Regions from separate parts of the Homo sapiens genome. Here region 2 is linked to region 1. The links are chromatin loops, found by intact Hi-C in ENCODE. Cell type or tissue: Calu3. All regions are shown on one strand. Each heading gives the region's core, and the rest is flanking DNA. Links, peaks and the distances in the headings are about the cores only.

Region 1 (6,557 bases), core at 1,426-3,925:
AATTACAATTATTAATTGTTAAAATTTGTATTAATTTTTCATACAGAAAATATGAAGGAAAGAAAAAAAAGCAAAAGCTTTTTGCAATCTCAATAATCTTTAACAGTGTAAAGAGGTCCCTAGACCAAACAGCTTGAGAACTGCAGCTCTAGGTCTATATATTCATTATACACTAATTGGATGATTATAGCAACCTTCCCAAGTGGTCTCCCTGACTTCATTCTCATTTCAGTCTATCCATGCTGTTATCAGACTGGAATTTCTAATAGGTACAACTGATACTGGTGAGTATAGACTCACCAGTAACCAGCTTTTTAATAATGACTCTCCGTCCATTTACGAAAAAGGCCATCTGGGTCTGGTGCCCAACTATCTTCAAAATGCACTGCAACTTCTTTGAATCACCATTTGACAGACTAGCCGACCAAATTATATCTTTGTATTGTCCTTGTGCCTGTTTATCTTAAATGCCCTTTCTTCTTTCATCCCCTGTCCAACACATCTTACCACAGACATTCATCTTTTCCACTTCAGGACTTTTGTGAGTGACATCTTTATGAAGGCTTTCTTGCTGTTCTTGCTGCCTACAGAGAAAACCAAACTGACCACTTTCTCATTGGAGCTTTCTTTTTCTTCCTATATATGTTTCCATTATGGTATTGCTAACCCTGTACCTACTATACACAAACACACAGATAATTGAGCTCCCCATAATTCTAAGGGAACAGAATTTTGCCAACAATATTGTCATAAGCAGATTGTGGTTTTTGATTGCTGTGATTCCCCGCCTAGCTGGATACATATAGTTATTTAGATTATTGTATTTAAGCCACAATCCCAATCTTTTTCATTACACTCTATAAACTACAGTTCAGCCTTGCCATCTACTTCTCTAATAGACTCTTTGATATTCAGCATACTTTTAAAAACAAACACTTTTCAGTCTTCTCTACAACTTTAGTTAAGTTCTGGTGTGCTGAAATATTTGTTTCTGTCCATTTGGTACAACTTTATAGTTGTTTTTGGAGAGCATATTTCCTGATCATAAATCACTCAGTCATAGCCAAAAGTACAACCCTTTAATACTTATTTTCAAATGATTATTACTGACTTGTTCCTATTTTAACATTGAAGAAATAAGTATTTTTAAGACATTGCTAATGAACCAATTAATTAATTGTATCACTATATGTAATTATCAAATGATACTTTTATGTGTTTAATGCAGACGCTGGTAACACTTGTTTTAGAGTCACACTGAGAGCTTTGCATTGTGAGGAAGGCAGCTGTCATATCTTCTCTAAGTAGCATTGTAAAAGATGTCCTATCCTTCTGGATATAAGTAAGATGTTTTATATTATTATTTGAGTGTGTCAGACAAACGGAAAGGAGTTCAGAATAAAAATAAAACTAATAAAGGAACTGAAAGGGAAGCTTTGAAAGGAATGTTGGCTGATGCATATTAAGAAAAAAGTGGAGGTAATTATGATGTTTTGTTTAATAAGTAGAGGTTTTAGAATTAGAATGCCCATTTATCTCATATCATCATGTCAAAAGTACAATTTGACAGGTCAAGAATATCTGGCATTGACCCACTGTTGAAATACTGAAACCTATATATTCTTTACCTGCAGATAAAGGTTAAAAAACCCACCAGGACATAATGCTTTAAAGAGAATAAAAATAGCACTACTGTTAGAAAGTCTACTTAAAATTGGGGGAGAATTTCAGATCAAGGTTTCCCAATAGGATGACAAATGACTGCCCCAGGCAAACATTGTATAAGATACTGATGGGGAACCTGTAGATTTGATTTAGGGAAGGGGATGTTCTTATAGATCTTTCTAAATCAAAGCTAAGCTAAGGCACATCTCCTATCTAACAAAGAGCAGCCCCCTCTATGAAGTTTATTGGGTGTTTTTCTGACCCCATTAATCAAGTTATTGCTATACCTTGATCTTGTTTTCCAGGTTTCTTATAAACCCTAATTATTTATAGAGATGACAGTGGGAACTCTCCTCACTATTGTATTCTAAACTGAGACCATATGAGAATTCAATGACTTTGTTTTCACTACAGAAACAATAGTGGGTTGGAGGCAGAGGTTTGAAAATGATCCTAAATTGTTTCTTTTTTTTTTCCCTTTTCTCAGAATTCAACCGATGGAGCCACCCTGGTAGGGAATGGAACAGTTGGAAGGATACAGACCCCACTTATCCTCAAACATATAAAGAAGCCTTGCCCCAAAGTGAGTAGTGACTGGTGAGGATCATCAGAGGAAGACATATGAGCTAACTGTAGATAGCATGAGTGAGAACCAGAGAGAGAGAGGGGAGAAAAGGGGATGAGAAGATATGGGGCCATACAGGAACTATGACTGTAAACACAGCAGTAGATATTTAGTAATAGTAGACATAATAGGAATTCATTTTTCAACAAATTTTTCTATATATTTACCTTCTTCGTTCCTTTTCTTTCCTTTTTTTTTTTTTTTTTTTTGAGGGGAGAAATCAATGAGAGAAGTGGAGTGAAAAAACAAACGTAGTTTTCCCAATACTATTTCCTCTTGAGATTGGAGGTTTAGAACAAAAATCATGTCATGGAAATACAAGGAAGAAGAATCAAAGTATCCCTCCTGTCTAAGAACAATTATTCTGACACTTGTTAAAAACAGTAAGGAAGACTTCCTTCAAGGCTGCTGCAATAAAGAGAGAGATTGAGCTGGACTCTGAACAGAAGGAAAAGTGGGGTTTTATAGCAAGGGAGTAGAGCTAAGTGGTCAGTAAATCGAAAATTACTACCAGAAGACATAAAGAATAGGGAGATTCTTGCAAAACTGGCCTAACAGGATTCTTGCTAAAGCAAACAAAGGACTTAGGTATTAAGGGTGTGGGAAGAAATTTATCAGCTCTCAATGGTAGGTGATTCTTGCTAAGCTTAGTAAAATTCTTGCTAAAACTGTTCTCGGCAAAGATAAAGACAAAAGGCCAATGTTGAGGTGTACTCAAGAACAAGGCTCACAGAAGCCTAAGGTTTGGTCAAGGAGAATGTCTTTGTCACTCCCATGAGAATCTTATTTTTGGTTGTCCAGCATGCGAACACACTACAACCTGAAAGTTTAATGAAATTATCAAAACTATGAGAAGACATGTTAAGAAAATTGGCTATGACTCAAATAAGATTTATATTTAGTTTGAGTTAAAATGTGAGCATTAAATAAAAATTTTATATTACTTACAAATAAACATAGCAATATTATTTGAAATTACTGTTTGAAACAGAATTGAATATACTGTTTGAAACAGAATTGTCCTCTGCCACCAACACAACCTGTTGATAAGTGTCTATAATTACCTCTCAAGACTTACTTTATTAGTGATATTGTATGACAATTAAGATCTTAAAACAGGCATAAAACTGACTATGATCAGTGTTACCATTGGAAAAATAATATATGTTAAGATGTGCCATAAACCATTAAGCCCTTTCTGTTGACAATGAAATTTCAAAGTTAAAAACTGATCTATCAAAGATTTCTGCCCTGACACTGTGCATTTAGAAAATAAGGACTTAGGGTGAGAAGCTGCTGACTTTTCTACTCACATCATCATCCTACATAATCCATGCCATATCAATAGGGATATCGTCATCCTGCTGATATTTCTTACAACTTTGACCATTGTCAAGGCTAAAAATGTTTTTTTTTTCTTTTAACATTTCTGAAATTGTCTGTTGTTAGTGGAGTATAATATAACAGGACCCCATAGCAGGGTCCCAGACAAGGCCAATGACATTCAAGACTTTCTGAGTAGTTTTTTTTGTCATTTATTTTGGTTTACTGCTGCTTTTTTGTTGTTGTTGTTGTTGTGAGATAGATCTTTGCTTTTCCTGCTGCCAAGGCAGATGACAGAATATTGCTGGAGTTGATAACATTACAGTCTGTCCAAAACTGCCATTGAATACTCCTCACAACACCTTTATCCTCAGACTCTTATCAGCTACGGCAGAATGAATCCAAAATGTGAATTTAAATTCAGCAGTTGAAGACTGCTAAACTATTACAGTATATTTTACATTTTTCAAAGAGGAGAATGCTTTGTGAGTCATTTGTTTCATAGCAGTTATAAGTTGCTAGCATTCAAACTAGCTTAGTTCATGCTAGATGAAGTCTTTGCATGCAACAGGAAAATTACTTTTCAAATAATTTTTAAAAGATTAAGCCAAAGTTCTAAACATGAATAAGGCACTTGAAAAAGAAAGAATAAAGAGAAAGAAAAAGAAATAAAAAAGAAGAAGAAAGAGAAGAAGAAGGGGGATAAGGAACAAAGAATGAGGAGGAAGAGGAAGATGAGGAACAAGTGGGAGGAAAAGGAGAAGGAGGAAAAAAAAGAGAGAACAGAGGGATAGAAGAATCCAGGTTTTCTCACACACAAAAAAATGCACTTTATCACTTGGATATGTACATTAATGGATCCTGTGCCAGAATGTATTTGTTCATGATTATCCTTTGTTGTATATATTTGGAAAGATAAATTCATCAGTGTTGTTAGTCTTACCTCTTTCGCATCCTATTTAGTGTTCTCTCCCTTGCAACTTATCCCTCCCTCCCTCCTTCCCAACTCCCCACCTCTTTCTCTCCCTCTCATTACTAATTTCATTAAATAAGCTGGCTTATGAAAAGAGTTGTCAGTGTGTAATCTTTACTTTAATCGCCAAATTTATCCTAATTCTGAATTTATTTATATCCATGAGTCTTTTCTTTCACAATGATGATCATCATATTCAAAATAAGGGTAGAAATTCCATTAGTATTTAAAGCACGTTTCATAATTTCTTAGTAAATTTGTGAGTGATGACTATTTTGGCATTTCTATTATCAACCTATTCATTACAGAAACCGTAAATGAACACATTCGATACACATAATAAAAGTGGTTAATACTGCTCCTGGTTTGAAAAACTTTTTATAAAATGTGAGATTTTATTTTATAGATTGTTTATGGAAAATGGAAGCCAAAGTGAGAAGACAGGTCAGCGGAAAAGGGAAAATTCATATTAATTCAAATAATTGTTTCTGATGGGTAACCTGGAAATGTTAGATTCCAAGTTGTTTATCCACATCATTATCATTGAGTATTTTAAATTATTTTCTATGTTTCTGGTAATAGCTAGCAAACATTACATAGAGACATTTTAGTTGACTCCTGGCTTTTGACATTTTACCCTTATATGTTCTAGAAATAGCAACTGATGCTCTTAGTAAAAATTGTTGTCAGGTCATTATGTTATTCTGTGATGCATGGTAGAAATGACTTGAAAAAATGTAATTCATTGTTTTATGAAATTAATGCTTTCCAGAGAATGTAAGGCATTAAAGATAGCTTAGTTCATGCTAAATGAAGAACTTATTAAATCATTTACTTTACATATTAGAGCAAAACTAAATGTAAATTTATTTTGTCTTTACTTTGATACACATAGTTGCTGAGTAATTTGCCTTTTTAAAGTTTCAAACTTTCTGCAGTTTCTGACAGATGTAGTGGATACCACGCTACCCATAACACCTCTTCCCTTAGGATGGAGGCCTTCCTTCAGCTGCTACACAAATGGCTGATGATAATGGCCATAAAACATTTGGTGACTAGAGTTTGTGACACAGAGTAAATTTGACAGATGTTACGCTGTCTTTCTGTACTGTTTATTTCAATGGACTCTTCCAATAACTTTCTGTGACTGGCTTATTTCACTTAGCATACTGTCCTCAAGGTTCATCCATGTTGCTGCATATTGCAGAATTTCCTTCTTTTTTAAGGCTAAATAGTATTCCCTTGTTAAGTATATAGAGAATTTTCTTTATCCATTGATCTGTCTCTTAAGCTGACATTCATGTTTTTTCCCACATCTTAGCTATTGTAACCACTGCTTCAAACAATGTTTTGATTTTCATCTATTTCTTTTCTTTCTCCTTTCAACAATTCAATTCGACAAACATTTGATGATAGCCAACTGGAGTATCGACTAGAGAAATACAAAGACCATAGAGCCTAATTTTCTTTGAAGGACAATGATGTTTTGTGGAAAATGGAAATTGAGCTATGACTTCTAAAGATAGATTCTGGAGGAACTTCCAAGTGTGTTAGCCTGAGAGAGGACGTTCCAGAAAAAGAAAGCAGAGACAATATATTGAAAAAGTTCTGAAAATTTCCCATTATTAAAAATTAGAATTACCACAGACTTTTGTAGCTGGAAAGTATCTTGGAATTCACTGATTCCATTGGTCTATCAGTCCTGTGACTAAAATCCCTGCATTTGGCAGAAATGACTCCAGATCAGGGAAACAAGAGTGGTAGATTATGTTTCATAAAAATATATTATGTTAAAAATAAAATGTTAAAACAGTAGTCTTTTCTATTTATTTTGCATATAAGAAAGCAGCACAATGGCAATTTAATGTAAACAGAGATCCTAAGCAGAACAGGAGGACTTCATGCTATAAATGTCACTGTTAGGCCACATTTATTGATGCAATAGAAGTCTAGAGGAAAAGGCCTGTTTTC
Region 2 (6,557 bases), core at 1,803-4,302, 95 kb after region 1:
TACTTTTCCACAACGTTTAAAAGTCCTGTAGCCTTCTAAATTCCTATTGTAATTTGGTTTTGAAAGTAGATGGGTTTATCAACGTGGCTTCAATGCAGTAGTTGTGTATCCAGGGAAAAGTAACAATGCTACTGAAAGAGCAGTTAGAATTTATTGCATATTGAATATTCTCACAAATTCCATTACACACAAAATCTATCAGGGAATTGCGTGAAAAGGAAAACAATTAGTAACTAGAAATGTAATTTTGACAGAATATGAGCCATGTCTCTATTCAAAAGTAGTAACATCAAGCATGTGTCAGTATTACAGACCTGTTTCAAATCACGAAAGAGACTGAGGAATAGACAGCTATTCACCATTCACCATGATTTACACTAACAAATTAAGTGCCTAGGAGCTATAGTTTTACAGAAGCTCAGAATGAGGCACAATAACAGATTTATTGTCACTCTTCTAACCTTTAAGTCAGTGCTTGATTACTGAAAGGTCTGTAGAGCTTTGGAATATGCAAAAAGCACATAGGAAATTTTACAGCAAAAAAAAATCCATGCATATTTTCAAGGCATAAACAATATTCAGGTCACTCAAATTTGAATGAGAACATGTTCATGCATAACACGGCTACAGTAATACAACTGAAATATTTTATATTCAGTAAGTTATTTTATTATTTCCTCTGAAATTAAATTCTATGTGTTTCCCTGAATCACAGCTCTTAACAGCAAGCCAAGAAACCACTGTCAATATGTTTATTGCTTACGATATTCCAAGAAAAATGGTTATGCTGAAAACATACACATTTGGAAGTACTTGTTAGCACTAAATAGAATTTAATAATTAACTGAATAAATAAATCTTCCAAATAAGACTCATAAATCTTCCAAGTATGCCTGTGGAGTGCTCAGAGTAACCTTTAGTCTGTGTTCCTTTATTACCTCCACGTGGAAGTACCCAACATTACCACCTCCCAAATGCTAACCTCAAAAATTCACAGCAGGTCACACAGAAATAGCAAAGCACCACACATGGATTATATATTACACTTTTCTCAAAGTCTGAAGTCATGGACATTCCATGATTTTTACAAAATTCTTAGAAATACCTTGAAAATAATATAAACCCTATGTTCAATCTCCCAGAGGAAAATTTTATTACAATATTTGCAATCATGGTTCTAATATAGTTCTCTTGAAAAACAAACTTTATTGGAGTATATGTTACTTCCTATTTGATTTCCCCCTTAGCTCCATCAGTTTTTGATTTATAGTTCCTGAAGTTATTATTTTAGAATCTTTATATCTTCCTAAGAAATTGTTCCTTTTATCGTTATGAAATGTGATACTTTATCAAATATCTTAATATACTTTCTCTGATAGTAATACAGCCATAGTATAGTGCATATTAATCCCAGCGTTTATTTGTTGATTTTCTATTTGGAATATTCTTTCATTGCCAAAAGTGGGGTGTTGAAGTATCCAGCTATTATTGTATTGGAGACTATCTCTCTCTTTGACTCTAAGAATATTTGCTTTATATATCTGGGTGCTCCGGTGTTGGGTCCTTGTGGCTTAAGCTGTCTTTCAAATTTATTTTGAGCCCCAGAGCAACTTAGCCCACAGTGACATGGCTTACAGGAACTCAAGTTCCAACCACTGGAATTGGCAATTTTTTTTCTGGCCAGAGCTGGCTTAAATGCTCCTTCCATAGGTGGGTGTCAGCTGAGTTTGGTCTGGTTTTTCTTTCTGCAATAAAAGGGCAGCACTGAGTTCAATGCCTCACAATTGCTGTGCTCTCCCTCCCCCAATGCCCAGAGATGCTCTCTGCACCATGCTGCCACTGCTGGGGGGTAGGAGAGGGATGGCATCAGTGATTCAAGACTGTTTGCTGCTCTATCTCTTTGTGCCTCTTTAAGTGATACAGAGTTAAAACAAGGTACTGGGAATGCTCACCTGATGTTTGGTACTTAATAAGGAATTTTTCTGTGTAAATAGTTGTTCAATTGGTGCCCGTGTTGGGGGTACAGTTAGTGGAGCCTTCTATTCTGTCATCTTGTTCCTGGATTTGCTGTCATTTGTATGGGGCTTTGTGATTTTATGCTCTTTATTTCCCTTGAGGGCTTAACTGATTTAAGTTGGGTATAATCTGTTGGCTTCATTTTTGGATGCTTTCAGAGGGCTGTGTCTCTGTACAAGATATTTATTCATGGTTAGATTCTTGCCCTGGATTTCACCAGCAGTGTATATTGAAAGAATATTTTTGATGTTGTAATTTGGGCTGTGATCAGTAGATATGCCTAAGAGCAATGAGCAGCAGTTAGGCTCTTACTCAGCCATGGGGCTTTTTTGTATTTCAGGGCATTCCAGCAGTGCTTTCTTCTTTAGGAGCTGTTAAGCTGCAGAACTATTCCTGTTCTCCTACTCCTGCAGGGTTACCAGCTTCCTTTTTCTGCAGCGTCAATATCTGCATCACCTCTCTATCGACTCTCAGTGTTTTAGTTACATTTTCCTTTTAGACTTTTTGTTATAATTTTCATTGCTACCCTGAGGCTCCATCTATTCACTCTATGGCCATTTTTTTCTTACTCACTGAACATATTTATAATAGTTGTGTTAAAGTTTTTTAGCTAATTTCAAAATCTGGGCATCTCAGAGTCTGTTTTTAACTGTTTTTCTGCTCACATGTTCATCCCATTTTTGTTTCTTGGAATATCTGTCAACTTTTATTATATAATGAACATCATGAATTATGTATGCTAAAGACTCTGGATACCTTTGTCTTCCTCTGAATATACTGTATTTTTGTCATAATAGGCAGCATAATTGCTGGTGGAGTTTCTATAGGTTTGTGTAGTGTTGGTTTATGTTCTATTAGAGCAGATCTGTAGCAAGCTCAAGATATCTTTCAATACCGTTTATTTCATGGGACTCAAGTTCCAAATTCTGACTACACTATGGCTGTTTACACAGTTTAGGTTTATGCTTTCTAAAGAAAAATCTAGTTTAGACATTACTCTAGGAAGCAATCTTAATGCCTAAGTCATGGCTTTTCTTGTTTCTCAACTGTATACCTAGCTGAATAGATCATCTCTCCACTCAGACTGTACCACAATTACAATGTCCCATAGTACTGCACAACCTCAGGAAATTCTTGTCCATTCTCAACTCTGTAGCAACTGCTCTCAGACAATCCTTGTGCAGTCTGGCCCTCTATTTGTGCTGCCCAGTGTACAAGTATGGACTTGCATAGGGCTCCCCCCAGTGGTCTATATGCATACCCCCAACACACATCTCTTTGATCTCTGGTGCCCTGCCCCCAGAGAGTCCTACTGATGCAAATTTCCCAAAACTCTATTCCTTCAGCTCACCAGGACCATCTGTCCTCAGGCAGAGAGGAACCCTCAGGAGTTCCTATTGTCAACACCCCAAAATAGTTGTTCAAGATATATATTTTTTTGTTTTGTGGTTGTCTATTGTAATGGGACTTATCTGGTACCAATTCCTTTATAGCTGGCTGGCAAACTTCTCATGTGTAGAGATCTCCATATCCCTGAATCGACCATACATCCAATGAGTTTTAGGATTTTAAATACTGTCTTTAATTTACTCATACAAAAAAGTTGTGCCATGTTCATAAAAAAGATTGTTGTTGTGAATCTCATTCCACAATCCTGGGTAATCATTTAAAGGCATCAACAATTTGGGAGAAAAAAACTGTATGAGAGCCCTCAGTGTCACAGTTAAGTAAGTTAATTAAATAGCTATCAGAGAGACTACCTGTTCTCAGCCCATGTATTATTTATGTAAGAAATTTAACAGGAGCTAAGTGAAAAAGTAAAGAAATATAATAATTCATTTTTTTTAATTTGAGATTTTGGGTTGTTTCTTAAAGAAATGTAGAAATGGGATTCCCATCTCTTCATCTACAATCTGATTAGATTAAGTCAGTAGAAGACTTTTATATATATAAGATGGTGGACACATAAATTTCAAGGGAAAAAAAAGACAGTCAACAATTTCCTGGAGCTTCTGACTCACGGTGGAAAGAAGATCTCCTGCAAGGGAGCTAATATATCCTACTTACAGTGTTATTTTATTTGCTTTTTGTTTATTTGTTTGTTTTTCACATGATGTTCTTTGTTTGTGAATTGGTGTTGAAGAAGAGATAGTGAAGAAAGATATTCTGTAGTATTCTAAGATACTTAGGGATAAAATCATAGGTTTTCCTTCCTGTTGATTGCAACCAGGGTATGTCAAATTGACTACCTGGTTACAAGAGAAAACTGAAGTGATGAATAACAATTATGACAGGAAAATTTTGTTATAAAGTATTTTTATCATTTTATTATCAATTTTGAGGTTTTTAATAAATGATAAATGAAAATACATAGAAATGTATTAGTTCATTTTCATGCTGCTGATAAAGAGAATGGGAAGAAAAAGAGGTTTAATTGGACTTATCGTTCCACATGGCTGGGGAGGCCTCAGAATCATGGCAGGAGATGAAAGGCACTTCTTACATGGTGGTGGCAAGAGAAAAATGTGGAAGAAACAAAAGCGGAAACCCATGATAAACCCGTCAGATCACATGAGACTTACTCACTATCACTATTATGAGAGCCCCACCTCTGCAACAAACTTTTGCCTGGACCTCCAGGCATTTCCATACATCTTCTGAAATCTAGGCAGAGGTTCCCAAACTTCTGTGGTGACTTCTGTGCACCCACAGGCTCAACACCATGTGGAAGCTGCCAAGGCTTGGAGCTTCCACCCTTTGAAGCCATAGCCCAAGCTCTATGTTAGCCCCTTTCAGCCATGGTTGGAGCAGCTGGGACACAGGGCACCAAGTCGCTAGGCTGCACACAGGATGGGGACCCTGGGCCTGGCCCGTGAAACCCCTTGTTCTCCTGCGTCTCTGGGCTTGTGATGGGAGGGGCTGCCATGAAGGTCTCTGACATAGGCTGGAGACATTTTCCCCCTGATTTTGGGGTTAACATTAGGCTCCTCACTATATATGCAACTTTCTGCAGCCAGCTTGAATTTCTCCTCAAAAAATTGGTTTTCCTTTTCTACTGCATCATCAGGCTGCAAATTTTCTGAACATTTATGCTCTGTTCCCCTTTTAAAATGGAATGCTTTTAACAGCACTCAAGTCACCTCTTGAATGCTTTGCTGAATTTCTTCTGCTAGATACCCTACATCATCTCTCTCAAGTTCAAAGTTCCACAAATCTCTAGGGCAGGGGCAAAATGCTGCCAGTCTCTTTGCTAAAACATAACAACAGTCACCTTTGCTCCAGTTCCCAACAAGTTCCTCATCTCCATCTGAGACCACCTCAGCCTGGACTTTATTGTTCATATTACTATCAGCATTTTTGTCAAAGCCATTCAACAAATCTCTACGAATTTCCAAACTTTCCCACATTTTCCTGTCTCCAAACTGTTCCAACCTCTGCCTGTTACCCAGTTCCAAAGTCACCTCCACATTTGCAGGTATATTTTCAGCAACGCCCTACTCTACTGGTAGCAATTTACTGTATTAGTCCATTTTCACACTGCTGATAAAGACATACCCAAGGCTGGGAAGAAAAAGAGATTTAACTGGACTTACAGTTCCACATGGCTGGGGAGGCCTCAGAATCATGGCAGGAGGAGAAAGGCACTTCTTCCATGGTGGTGGCAAGAGAAAAATGAGGAAGAAGCAAAAACCCCTGATAAATGCATCAGATCTCATGAGACTTATTCACTATCATGAGAATAGCACAGGAAAGACTGGACCCCATAATTCAATTACCTCTCCCTGGGTCCCTCCCACCACACATGGGAATTCTGGGAGACACAATTCAATTTGATATTTGAATGGGGACACAGCCTAACCATATCAGAAAAGTCATATGTAAATCACCAGTAATTGCAAAGGATGAGTAGACTATGACCTCTTCATCTTTGTAACTTCCAGAACTCCCTGGTGTCTGGAAGATAACTCAGTATAATATATGGGAAAATGCATTGAATTAGAAACTAATTAAAAGTAAATTGAGCTCTATATGATATGTAAATAAAATTATTGCTTCAAGTATTTTAGTCTAGAAAGTTGACAGAAATGCCTGACTCCAGCATTATTAACTTCAATCTCAAGTTCTCTTTGAAAAAAGCAGTATCCCCATCTTCTAGTAATCTATATAACTTTATCTCCCTTATAACTTATTAACTTATTTTTAATACCTAACTGGTATTTCTCACATATCATTTTATTTTTGTATCTTTGATACTAACCATAGTGTTTAGATTAGAACAAGTTTTTGATAAACTGTTGTTGAACATAAATGCATGGTTTCCTCATCCTATCCCTGCTACAGTCCTGAGAAAATGCTGTCTTTTTTTTCATGATGTGCTTGAGAATATAGACCTTGAACAAATTAGAAAGTTTATAACTGGTTATAACTTATGTAAGGATTTAATTTTGAAACCATTTTAGAAGTAAGATAAGAAGTATTGGTTGTGATTATTTTGAATGTCAAGGCTTACCCTCTTCAGTCTCACATAAGCAATGAGACTT

Evidence for each region. Peaks named below come from ENCODE experiments on the same cell type or tissue, not always from the same donor. Only the 100,000 strongest peaks of a DNase experiment are listed, where the experiment ranks them.
Region 2: it touches region 1 in a loop (7-fold over the local background); 2 of 110 quality-filtered maps call a loop at or near these places.

Annotation. Positions count from the first base shown.
Region 1 is chr5:101,992,950-101,999,506 of GRCh38, forward strand. No RefSeq gene overlaps it. Among named protein-coding and RNA genes, the nearest start is that of SLCO4C1, 300 kb to the right of the region's middle. In Calu3, for the core only: no CTCF peak of the experiment used is centred there; a DNase peak (open chromatin) is centred at 2,832.
Region 2 is chr5:102,087,712-102,094,268 of GRCh38, forward strand. No RefSeq gene overlaps it. Among named protein-coding and RNA genes, the nearest start is that of SLCO4C1, 210 kb to the right of the region's middle. In Calu3, for the core only: a CTCF peak has its summit at 3,255 (motif pointing left); a DNase peak (open chromatin) is centred at 3,250.